Regions from separate parts of the Homo sapiens genome. Here all the other regions are linked to region 2. The links are chromatin contacts, found by Hi-C or POLR2A ChIA-PET in ENCODE. All regions are on one chromosome and are shown on one strand. The core of a region is the stretch at or near the end of the contact, and the rest is flanking DNA. Distances in the headings are between cores, read along the strand shown. Region 1 holds the start of SRCAP (Snf2 related CREBBP activator protein). Region 2 holds the start of VKORC1 (vitamin K epoxide reductase complex subunit 1). Region 3 holds the start of ITGAX (integrin subunit alpha X).

Region 1 (3,521 bases), core at 919-3,418, 400 kb before region 2:
CACTGAACTATAGTGAAATATACTCCACATTTAGGTAGTCCTTTAGAGCTTTTTTATTTTTTCATAATTTTAAAATTTTTAATTTACTGTAGAGACGACGTCTCACTATGTTACCCAGGCTGGTCTTGAGCTCCTGGCCTCAAGTGATCCTCCTGCCTTGGCCTCCCAAAGTGCTGGGGTTACAGGTGTGAGCCACCGCACCTGGCCCTTTAGATCTTTCAAAGCAATTTTACATCAGCAATTCTATCCTCACTTTACAGAGGAAACTGAAGCTCAGAAAGGTGAAGTTAATTGCTCAAGGTCACATAGCAAGGAGTTAATGGCACAAGGCTAGGTCCAATTCAGGCTCTGGCCTGGGATCCCCTCTTCTGGGGGTGATGGGAGGAGGGTCTAGAAAAGATGGGCATCATCCACTTTTCTTTCAACCCAAACTTCATCTGTAAAATGGGACCAACAATCCTCTTCGCAGGGAAGAGCTAAACTGAATGGAGGAAGGGGAGCTTCATCAGGGCTTCCTAACCTGGCCTCTTAGCGGGGGCTTTAGGTGGTAAAATTTTATGACAGCGAGTGCATTCTTGTGGCTTAGACTGCTTGGCTAGGAATCTTGACTTCAGGATCTGTCACTGTGTTTTAACGCCTGAGCCTCAATTCGTTTGTAAAATGGAGCAGTTAGGATTAAAAGAAATAATCAAGGCACCAAGTAGTGTCAGTAGAAGGTAGCTGTTATTTATTGTTCTATTCTGGGGTAAAGGTATCAGATTCTCAAAGGGATTCTTAATCTAGAAAGTTTGCGAAGAGATGGCAAAGGTGTTTGAAAGCTATCAGGAAACCATCCTCGCGTAAAACGAAGCAGCGCTACAGAAGTGGGCTGCCATGGGAATCGGGAGGCCCAGGTTCCACTGCTAACTTGCTGCAGCTTACTGGGTGATCTGTAAATAAAAAGGGAGGTGGCGGTGGTCCGAGCTGGCAGCCGCAATGCAGCCCCAGGTAGATCTAGGGGCAAACGGTAAAGGCGCTCCGAGGAAGGGCGAGCGCGCAGCCTCTGGGAGACTACACCTCCCAGGCTGCCTTGCGCACCGTGCTGCACCCTACGCTAGCACGCGAGCCTCCCCGTTCCCCCACCCTCCAGTTACTGTCTCTCGCGAGAAGACGGGCCGCGCCGGCGATAGCGATTCCGAGCGAGTGGTGGTGGTAGTGGTGGTGGTGGCGGCCGAGACGGCGGCGGCCATTTTGGTGAGGCCTCGGGAGCGGCAGCGGCGGTTCGCTGGGAGTAGCGTCTGCCCTTTTTCCCACCCACCGTCCGCATCTGTGTGCTGCGCGAAGAGGCAGTGGAGGCAAGGCGGTGGCAGTAGCCGCAGTCTCCAGGGGAGTTTAAAGGCCGCGAAGGCGGTGGCCAAGAGGGGGCCCTCCCCCCTCCTAGGCGGGAGGGGGGGTGGTGCGCACGCCCCCGAGGACGCAGGTAAGGAGAGGGAGACAAGATGGCGAACGCCCCACAGTTCCCCCTCCCATGACGGCTGACTGCGCGCGCATCTTTCCGCCACCGCCTCCCCCCCACCTTCCCGGGGTGCTGCGCGCGCACCCTCAGCCGGGGCCCCGGGGCCGGTGCGCGAGGCTGTCGGCGCGCGCCCATAGAGACAGACTGAGGGGGTCAGGCCGGCCGGCGCTGGGCCCCGGCGTGTCTCCTCTCCCTTCCCGCCCTTCTGCGCACGCGTGCCTGAGCGAGCGAGCGAGCGAGCGAGCCCTGAGAGGACGGACCCAGGTGCGCTCCTGCCCGCCCACCAACCCAGTCACCCCTCAGGGGCGCGCGGGAAGAGGAAGGGGGGCGTGGGACGAGTAGTCGGGGCGCGCGCCCACCACATCTAGCCGGGGGACCAGGACCTGGTGGCACGAACCCTCCCTTCTCTCAGCCTTTCGCGGTCGGGTGATGGGGGGGCTCCCTGACGGGCTTGGATGACGAGCTTCCCAGCCCCGCGACCCTTGTGTGCGTGGGCTCGGGTTCTGGCGGGAGCCCCTGGGCCGTGCGCGCAGCCGGCTCGCTCCGCCTCCAGCCGCGCACGCGCGGGCCCCTCCCCCGCCCGGCGCGCACGTTGGGTGGGGTGGGAGTCTGGAGGGGGCGGGGCTATCTCAGGGCTAGTGGCAACTTGGGCAGAGGTCAGGGGTCACGCGAGGTCAGTCCGTCGGGAGGGCTAGGGAGATGGTCACGAAACCTGAAGTCAAGAGTTAAGGCTTGTTGGCTTCTGGTGAGCTCGGGTCTTGGGAACGTGTGGCGGAGTAGGGAGTGAATCAAAGCCGGCACTGTGGTTTAGGAATTTCCTTAAACACTGGGGAAGCATTTCCGGGCCTCCTGCGGGTTCACACTGCCTGTTTCCGGCGCGTGGTTCTTGGCAGTGCGGCCTCTCGCTTTTGACTGCTCCTGAGTCTCCTTTTGCTGTGGTTCTTGTATTTGGGGAAGTGTCTCAAGGCGCAGGTATGGGATATACAGCGCCCTGCCCTGAATCCTGGGCGGATTTTCCTGTGACCAGCCTGTTTGTTGACTCTTCCCGGGAGTTCCACTCTCACTTCTGCGTTCAGCCCTCACTGGAAAGGCCCGCAGGCAGGTAGCACCTTTCTGAGGTTCTGGATGTGACAGCTTTTTTTTGCTGTATTTTTTTTTTGTCTTCCATTCTGTGGTTGGAGCCTTTACACTTAAAATTTTTGAACTTTCTTTCTTCACTCCTTTCCTGCTCCTGCCCCCAGGCAGGATCGTATGTCCCTCCGGAATTCACAAAACATGATTTGCATTTCCCTGAAATGTGAGATTTTCCTACTACTGTAGTTTTTCTGTTTCTAGTCTTTTAACTGATTTGGGTATATTTAAACGTCTCAAAAAACTGGAGTAAATAATACGCTTTGATGGATGTTTCAGGTGTGATTCCCTTCAGTACGGCGGCACCGTGGAAGTGCAGACTTTCACAGGGGGTGTGGTCTCAGCTCACACAGGTGAGGGATCTGCTACCATTTTGTGTGCTGATGCTAATGGGAGAAATGTTTGAGATAAAGCAATTATAGGTCCGTATTGGGGATTTTCACTCTAGAGAAGCATGGGAATGTTTGCATGTGATTTTTCTGTAGAGGGTTTGATTATAGTACAACAACAGAACTGAGGCTGTGGGTTGAGGAAAACGTGGTCAACCTGGCTCTACCAGGAAGAGTAGCAGGTTTTCCTTGGTTTTGGCATCAGACTGTGGATTGAAGCCCTCCTATCACTTTTTTACTGTGTAACCTTCCGCAAATCATAAGGTCTTAACTTCGTAACTTACAAAACAGATTATATTAGAATGTAAGCTACATTTAGGTCGGGAATCCTTTCTGCATGGCTATATCCGTTGTGTGTAGGAGGAAGTCAATATTTGTTATGCTGTGAAAAGCACTTGGTTTTTAAGGTAGGTGTGAGGATTATAGAACACATCAAACAGGTACTAAAAGTATCTTATACATAGTAAGTGCTCAAGAAATGTAACCTGTAATTTCTGTGTTTCTCT
Region 2 (3,213 bases), core at 332-2,831:
TGTGTGGATCACCAAGATTGCATGGAGTGGGGCTGAGCTGACCAAGGGGGATGAGGGGCGGGGCGGGGCGGGCAGGGAGGGGGCGGAGCCACTCACCTAACAATAGCTGTAGTGTGTAGAAGATGCAACCGAATATGCTGTTGGATTGATTGAGGATGCTGTCCTGTCCCAGCACATGCTCCACCAGCCCGAAACCCCTGCCCCACCTGGCAGAGGGGTGGGGTGGGGTGGAACCAGGTTAGGACTGTCAACCCAGTGCCTTGGACCCTGCCCGAGAAAGGTGATTTCCAAGAAGCCACCTGGGCTATCCTCTGTTCCCCGACCTCCCATCCTAGTCCAAGGGTCGATGATCTCCTGGCACCGGGCACCTTTGGCCACGTCAGGATTCCATGTCACTGACCCTATCCTCCCCTCTCCCCAGACCAGGCCCGGACGTGGCTACTCCGTAGGCCCTGCTTTTCATCTTAGACCTTAAGTAAGTCTCTTTTTTTTTTTTTTTTTTTTTTTTTTTGAGACGGAGTCTCACTCTGGCCCAGGCTGGAGTGCAGTGGCGCGATCTCGGCTCACTGAAACCTCCGCCTCCCGGGTTCAAGCGATTCTCCTGCCTTAGCCCCCCCGAGTAGCTGGGATTAAGGCACCCGCCATAGCGCCCGATTAATTTTTCTATTTTTGGTAGAGACAGGCTTTCACCATGTTGGCCAGGCTGGTCAACTCCTGACTTCAAGTGATCCATCCGCCTCGGCCTCCCAAAGTGCTGGGATTACAGGAGTGGGCCACCGCGCCCGGCCCTTAAGTAATTCTTAAAATGGCAAGGCTGGTATAACGGTTCACTCGGTTTTGCATCAGAGACTGGGAGTCGGGGGCAGATTATCTTTGCCCTGGACCCCAGAATCTCCAGCTCCCTGGCCACTCACTCGCCTCCTCTGTATTCCGTCATTATGCTAACGCCTGGCCATCACGCACAGCCAGACCGGGCCACCTTGTTCCTGGGCGCAGCCATCGCCAACACCCCCCTTCACCTGCGCGCCGTCCTTGAGACCATCGTCAATCTCTACCGCCATCCTGCCTCCCCGCCTTTCCTGGTCACCGTTATTCCTTGGCATCCAATTCACGTGCGAGTCCCCGGAATAATCCCAGTCCCCAGCACTGTCTGGTCCCTTGCCTCGCACTCTTATTTCGAACACCAGTATCGCTGGGTAGCTCAGCCCCTGTGCAACGACCCCGCGAGCAGTCCAGCCCCGTGTCCGTTCCCCGGGCACACCGATCCCAGACTCCAGAATAATCATCTGGCATCCTGGCCGCCCTGCTCCGAGGCCCCACGCCTCCCACTCCCGTGCACACCTGGAGGAGAAGACGCGCGAACAGCTGATGGCGGTGCCCACGTCGCAGAGCGCGCGGTAATCCCGGTCCCGGGCGCGCGCCGCCTTCACGTGCAGCGCGTAGAGCGAGAGCACTAAGCCCGTCAGGCAAAGAGCGAGCCGCACCCAGCCAGGGCTCCCCCAGGTGCTGCCCATTATCTCCAGGTTCCGCCCGAGGCGCCCGCGGAGAAAACCAGCCACGGAGCAGGGGCCGGGCGGCGAATGGCCGCGCCCCTCCTGGCCCTCTGACTCGGCGATTGGCCGGCCGTGCTCGCACTCCACGACCCAAATGGCTGTTCCAGGGCGCTAGTCAAGCGGGCGAGTTAGGAAAACAGCGAAGAATGCCGGGACTAGTGAAGCGGGTAAGGGACGTGCGGAATCGCGGCCCCAGCGGCTGCCAGGCATGATGGGAGTTGTAGTCGGCGCGGCTGCAAGGCATCAAGGGAAATGAAGTCTCCACAGATTTAAAAACTGTTGGCCGGGCACGGTGGCTCACGCTTGTAATCCCAGCACTTTGGGAGGCCGAGGCTGGCGGATTACCTGAGGTCAGGAGTTCAAGACCAGCCTCGCCAACATGGTGAAACCCCATCTCAACTAAAAATACAAAAATTAGCCGGGCGTGGTGGCACATGCCTGTAATCCCAGCTACTCGGGAGGCTGAGGCAGGAGAATTGCTTGAGCCGGGGAGCCGGAGGTTGCAGTGAGCCGAGATCGTGCCACTGCACTCCAGCCAGGCCGACAGAGTGAGACTCTGTCTCAAAAAAAAAAAAGAAAAAAAAAAGTGTGTTAGTGTGGTTAACAGCATTTGCGCTTACCCTATGCCAAGTCCTGTTGTAAGAATTGCAGCATCCGGGACCTAGAGACCAGCGGATCAGGGGATCCAGCGAATACGGCGATCCGATTCGGGAACCAAGCATTTCCCCTGAAACTATTTCAGGCACCATTCGGGCTGCAGCCTCCCATCCTCCCGGGTCCTGCCTCACCAGTGCTTCCTGGTGGTCGGTCTCCCTTTCTCCCATACATTCACAGAACCACTCCTTTGGCCACACACACCCTTGACAGTATCCTAACCTCTCTACTATCATGGCGCCCGCCTGGCAACACCTGAGCTTGCATCAACTCAACAGTCAGTCTCTCCTTTCCAAGCTGTGGGCCAGATGAGGTCTCTCCTTCACAGACGTCCCATCTGATGGTGACCCATCTCTCCTACACCTTCAACCTCTCCATCCTCCCCATCTACACTGCAACTTGTTTCTCTTTCCCATCTCAGAAACAGCAACAAATCTCCCTTCACTAAGAGGTCCTTCACCAGCCTCCTCTCCCGGCATTATCCCATCTACCCCTCCACATTCAAGTTTTTGGAAAGATTCTACACTCCCAGTCTCTACTTCCTCACTTCTTCCTTGCTGCCCACGCCATAAACTAGCTGCTGCCTCCAGCATTGCCCTGACACCTAGTGGCTGGTGTCACCAAGACGCTAGACCCAATGGTTATTTATTTATTTATTTACTTATTTTGAGACGGAGTCTCACTCTGTCGCCCAGGCTGGAGTGCAGCGGTGCCATCTCGGCTCACTGCAACTTCCGCCTCCAGGGTTCAAGTGGTTCTCGTGCCTCAGCCTCCCAAGTAGTTTGGACTACAGGTGCCTGCCACCATGTCTGGCTAATTTTTGTATTTTTAGTAGAGACAGGGTTTCACCATGTTGGCCAGGCTTGTCTTAAACTCCTGACCTCAAGTGATCCACCCACCTCGGCCTCCCAAAATGCTAGGATTATAGGCGTGAGCCACCGCACCCGGCCAATGGTTGTTTTTCAGGTCTTCTCTTGCTTGACTTCCCAGAGGGATCCCTTACTGT
Region 3 (3,278 bases), core at 7-2,506, 260 kb after region 2:
CCACTTTCTAAAATGAAAATGTGAAGATCTCAGTCCCCATGAATTCCCTTCAATGCTGTCCTCCACTCTCAGGACAAAATCAATGTGTCTTCACCAGGTGTGGTGGCTCACACCTGTGATCCCAGCAATTTAGGAGGCTGAGGCAGGAGGATTGATTGAGATCAGGAGTTTGAGACCAGCCTGGCCAACATGGGGAAACTCTGTCTCTACTAAAATTAAAAAATATATATATATAAATATATATATATATTCAGGTGCAGTGGTGCAATCCTATAGTCCTGGCTACTCAGGAGGCTGAGGCAGGAGGATCCCTTGGGCCCAGGAGTTCGAAGCAGCAGTGAACTATGCACCCACTGCACTCCAGCCTGGGTGGCAGAGCAAGACCCTGTTTCTGAAATTAAAAAAAAAAATTGATGTACATTAGGGGGGCTTCCACGGCCTGAGGCCTGCTTCCCCTTGCTTTCCTCCCAGTGGCCCTGACCTTGTCTCTTACAACTTCCCACCCTGACTGTCTGGTTCCCATTGCTGATTTCACACACAGACCCTCCTGTCCCCTGCCTCATCCATGTCTGGCTGCTCTGTCATCTCCCAACTTTGGTTGCTTTCAATGCTCAGCTCAAGCACCACCTCTTTCAGGAAGCCTTCTCAGAAAGCCACACCTTCACAACCCGGGTGAGGCACCCTGTGGTCTCTGTGCTTCCCCCTCACAGCAATGAACTTGCTGTTTATACATCTGCCTCTCCACTGACCCCAGGGCTGGTGCTTTGTGGTTTATATTTTCTTCCCCACCTAGCAGAGGGCTTGCATCTCCAGGCTCAAATTAGGCTTCTTGAATAAATGATGAATAAATGAGTGAATGAATGAATGAACAAATACTCGCTCTGTGCTCCTCCTAGGGACCCGGATGCCCCACTCCTTGGCCCAGACTTTCCAGGTCAGAGTGGAGGGCTCCCACCAGGGTTTCCTTTAGGGTCCTGAGGGGTTGGCATCTGCCCAAACCCCCTCCAGTCTGGCTGAAATTTCAAGGTCAAGGGGTGCCTTCTGGCAGTCAAGGGTGAGCCTGGGAGGGGCAGGGCAGGGATTTGCATCCATCTAAGCAAAGGGCATCAAGCCAAGTCATCTGATGAGAGTGACTCCGGTTGGGGGGTGGGGGCGTGTGGGAGGCCGAGCCTGTCCTCGGATCAGTTGCGTACTCTGCCCGCCCCCTCTGACTCATGCTGACAATCTTCTTCCTTCCCCTGGCCACCTCTCTGCCCACTTGCTTCCTCAGTACCTTGGTCCAGCTCTTCCTGCAACGGCCCAGGAGCTCAGAGCTCCACATCTGACCTTCTAGTCATGACCAGGACCAGGGCAGCACTCCTCCTGTTCACAGGTGAGCCTGGACCCCAATGAAGTAGGGCTGGGGACCCAGGCCCAAGGGAGCCAGGGCCCTGAACTGGGGGCTCAGGCTGGGGGGTTAGGATCTGGGTAGGAAGAGAGACTCAGTCAAGCCTGAGGGGGAGGCAGGCACATAGGGTCTGAGATTTGGAGTTTGTGGAGGGAGAGGATATTGATGAACCAATTTTGGGAGAGTTCCAGAGATGCTGGAAGAGAGGCCAGTTGTCTCTGTACTGCAGAGATTTTTAAAATAGGCAGAATGCGCCAACTTGTGCTCTGTGGACAGGATGCTTTGGTCCGCAAGTTTTCCTGGACTCACTCTCATAGCGCCCGAGGTGCACGTTGGGGAAAGATCCTTTTTAGAGCCTGGGTACTGCTCTGCAGAAATGGAGAACTGCAACTCGATAGTGGATGGTGGGCAAGGGGCATCCCTGGACCCTGGGAAGGAGAGAAGGGGATGAGTTGGGTGTCCAGAAGACCCAGGCACCCCGGGCATCAGGCTCGGAGGGGAGATTGGGACGCTGGGGCCGGGGGTGGAGGGCAGCCAGGCAGAAGGAAGACCCTTCTCCAAAGCTCTCTTCCCACCTCTTTCCCAGCCTTAGCAACTTCTCTAGGTTTCAACTTGGACACAGAGGAGCTGACAGCCTTCCGTGTGGACAGCGCTGGGTTTGGAGACAGCGTGGTCCAGTATGCCAACTCCTGGTGAGGCCCAGGTGGTGCTGGCCTTTGGCTCCATCCATCCTCTCCCTGCTCAGGGCCCCATGCCCCCGGCCCTGCCCTGTTATTTGCAAACTCTCCTCTCTGTCTGGTGTAGCGACTGCCCTGGCTAATGAAGATTTGCCTTGAAGGCAGGCACGGTCTCACAGCTAACATTTACAGAGCAGTAAGTGCAGTGCCAGGCTCATCACAGGTGGATGCTGATTTAGTCCACACGACAGCCTGTGAGTAGGAATCAGTCGTGCAACAAACACTTATTTGTTTTTTCTTTCTTTTTTTCTATACATTTAAAAATATATAGAGACAGGGTCTCACTATGTTGCCTGGGTTGGTCTCAAACTCCTGGGCTCAAGCAATCCTCCCGCCTCAGCCTCCCAAAGTGCTGGGATTCCAGGTGTGAGCCACCACACCCAGACTCAACAAATATTTCTTGTCTCCATACGCCAGAGAATCCAACAGACAGAAATCCCTTCCACATGGACTTTAAATTATTAAAATCCATCTTGCAGATGAGGAAGCTGAGGCTCAGGGAGGGAACGCAAACTTGCCGGAGTGGCAGCTGTGCTGCAGCGTCCACACTCTTACCTAAAGTGTTCTTTGTCTCCTCGCAGGGTGGTGGTTGGAGCCCCCCAAAAGATAACAGCTGCCAACCAAACGGGTGGCCTCTACCAGTGTGGCTACAGCACTGGTGCCTGTGAGCCCATCGGCCTGCAGGGTGAGTCACCGCCCCTCCCGGGACCCAGGGCCGGGCTCCCAGGCTTCCCTGCTCCAGGGGCCCGTGGACTCACCGGAGTGTCACTTTCAGCTTCCACTGTGTCTGAGACCCTCACCCTCAGATATGCTTCCTGGCCCCTTAAGGCCTCCCCGCCCATCGCACTCCCGCAGCTCTGTCAAGACCCGACAGCTTCCTTCACCGTCAGACCTCCTTGTCTCCCAGGTGGAGGTGACCCCTGCCCAGCTCTTCCACAGCCTTCTCTGTACCCCCGAGAGTGACCATGCACATATCTGTCCCCACAGTGCCCCCGGAGGCCGTGAACATGTCCCTGGGCCTGTCCCTGGCGTCTACCACCAGCCCTTCCCAGCTGCTGGTGAGTGGCCCTGGGTCACAGGAGGCTTCTGAGGGAGGGAGGGAGGAGCCGGGGCCGCGGGGGGCTGGGAGTCTCCTGTAGGGTGGAGGTTCCGGA

The links. A loop is a pair of places that touch in the nucleus more often than their neighbours do. ChIA-PET counts read pairs that join two places held with the same protein, here RNA polymerase II (POLR2A). Pooled maps may share reads with other maps.
Region 1: a loop to region 2 is called in a map of naive thymus-derived CD4-positive, alpha-beta T cell, with 28 times the contacts of the local background. The contact joins the promoter of SRCAP here to the promoter of VKORC1 in region 2. A Hi-C loop is called at or near these places in 1 of 168 maps with a recorded cell type or tissue (naive thymus-derived CD4-positive, alpha-beta T cell), 1 of 37 single-sample maps with no recorded cell type and 10 of 50 pooled maps. POLR2A ChIA-PET finds 5 or more read pairs at or near these places in 2 of 52 experiments (activated T-cell and naive thymus-derived CD4-positive, alpha-beta T cell).
Region 3: a pooled map shows a loop between it and region 2 (6-fold over the local background). The contact joins the promoter of ITGAX here to the promoter of VKORC1 in region 2. A Hi-C loop is called at or near these places in 4 of 37 single-sample maps with no recorded cell type and 6 of 50 pooled maps. POLR2A ChIA-PET finds 5 or more read pairs at or near these places in 1 of 52 experiments (A673).

Annotation. Positions count from the first base shown.
Region 1 is chr16:30,697,003-30,700,523 of GRCh38, forward strand. It overlaps SRCAP (Snf2 related CREBBP activator protein), which reads left to right and starts at 2,169. Exons shown (of 34, transcript NM_006662.3): 1 at 2,169-2,240; 2 at 2,906-2,979. It overlaps LOC730183 (a long non-coding RNA gene), which reads right to left and starts at 2,058. Exons shown (of 2, transcript NR_144637.2): 1 at 1,879-2,058; 2 at 705-929. RefSeq lists enhancers at 980-1,069, 1,100-1,289, 1,946-2,240 and silencers at 1,410-1,819, 1,960-2,189.
Region 2 is chr16:31,093,216-31,096,428 of GRCh38, forward strand. VKORC1 (vitamin K epoxide reductase complex subunit 1) reads right to left here and starts at 1,582. Exons shown (of 3, transcript NM_024006.6): 1 at 1,342-1,582; 2 at 97-206. The coding sequence starts at 1,514. LOC124903680 (zinc finger protein ENSP00000375192-like) reads right to left here and starts at 2,790. Exons shown (of 1, transcript XM_047435012.1): 1 at 1,669-2,790. The coding sequence starts at 2,163. The coding sequence ends at 1,669. RefSeq lists enhancers at 1-515, 1,696-1,875, 1,906-1,955, 2,006-2,055, 2,571-2,750.
Region 3 is chr16:31,353,920-31,357,197 of GRCh38, forward strand. It overlaps ITGAX (integrin subunit alpha X), which reads left to right and starts at 1,257. Exons shown (of 30, transcript NM_000887.5): 1 at 1,257-1,372; 2 at 1,974-2,079; 3 at 2,706-2,809; 4 at 3,112-3,182. The coding sequence starts at 1,336. RefSeq lists enhancers at 519-648, 839-1,028.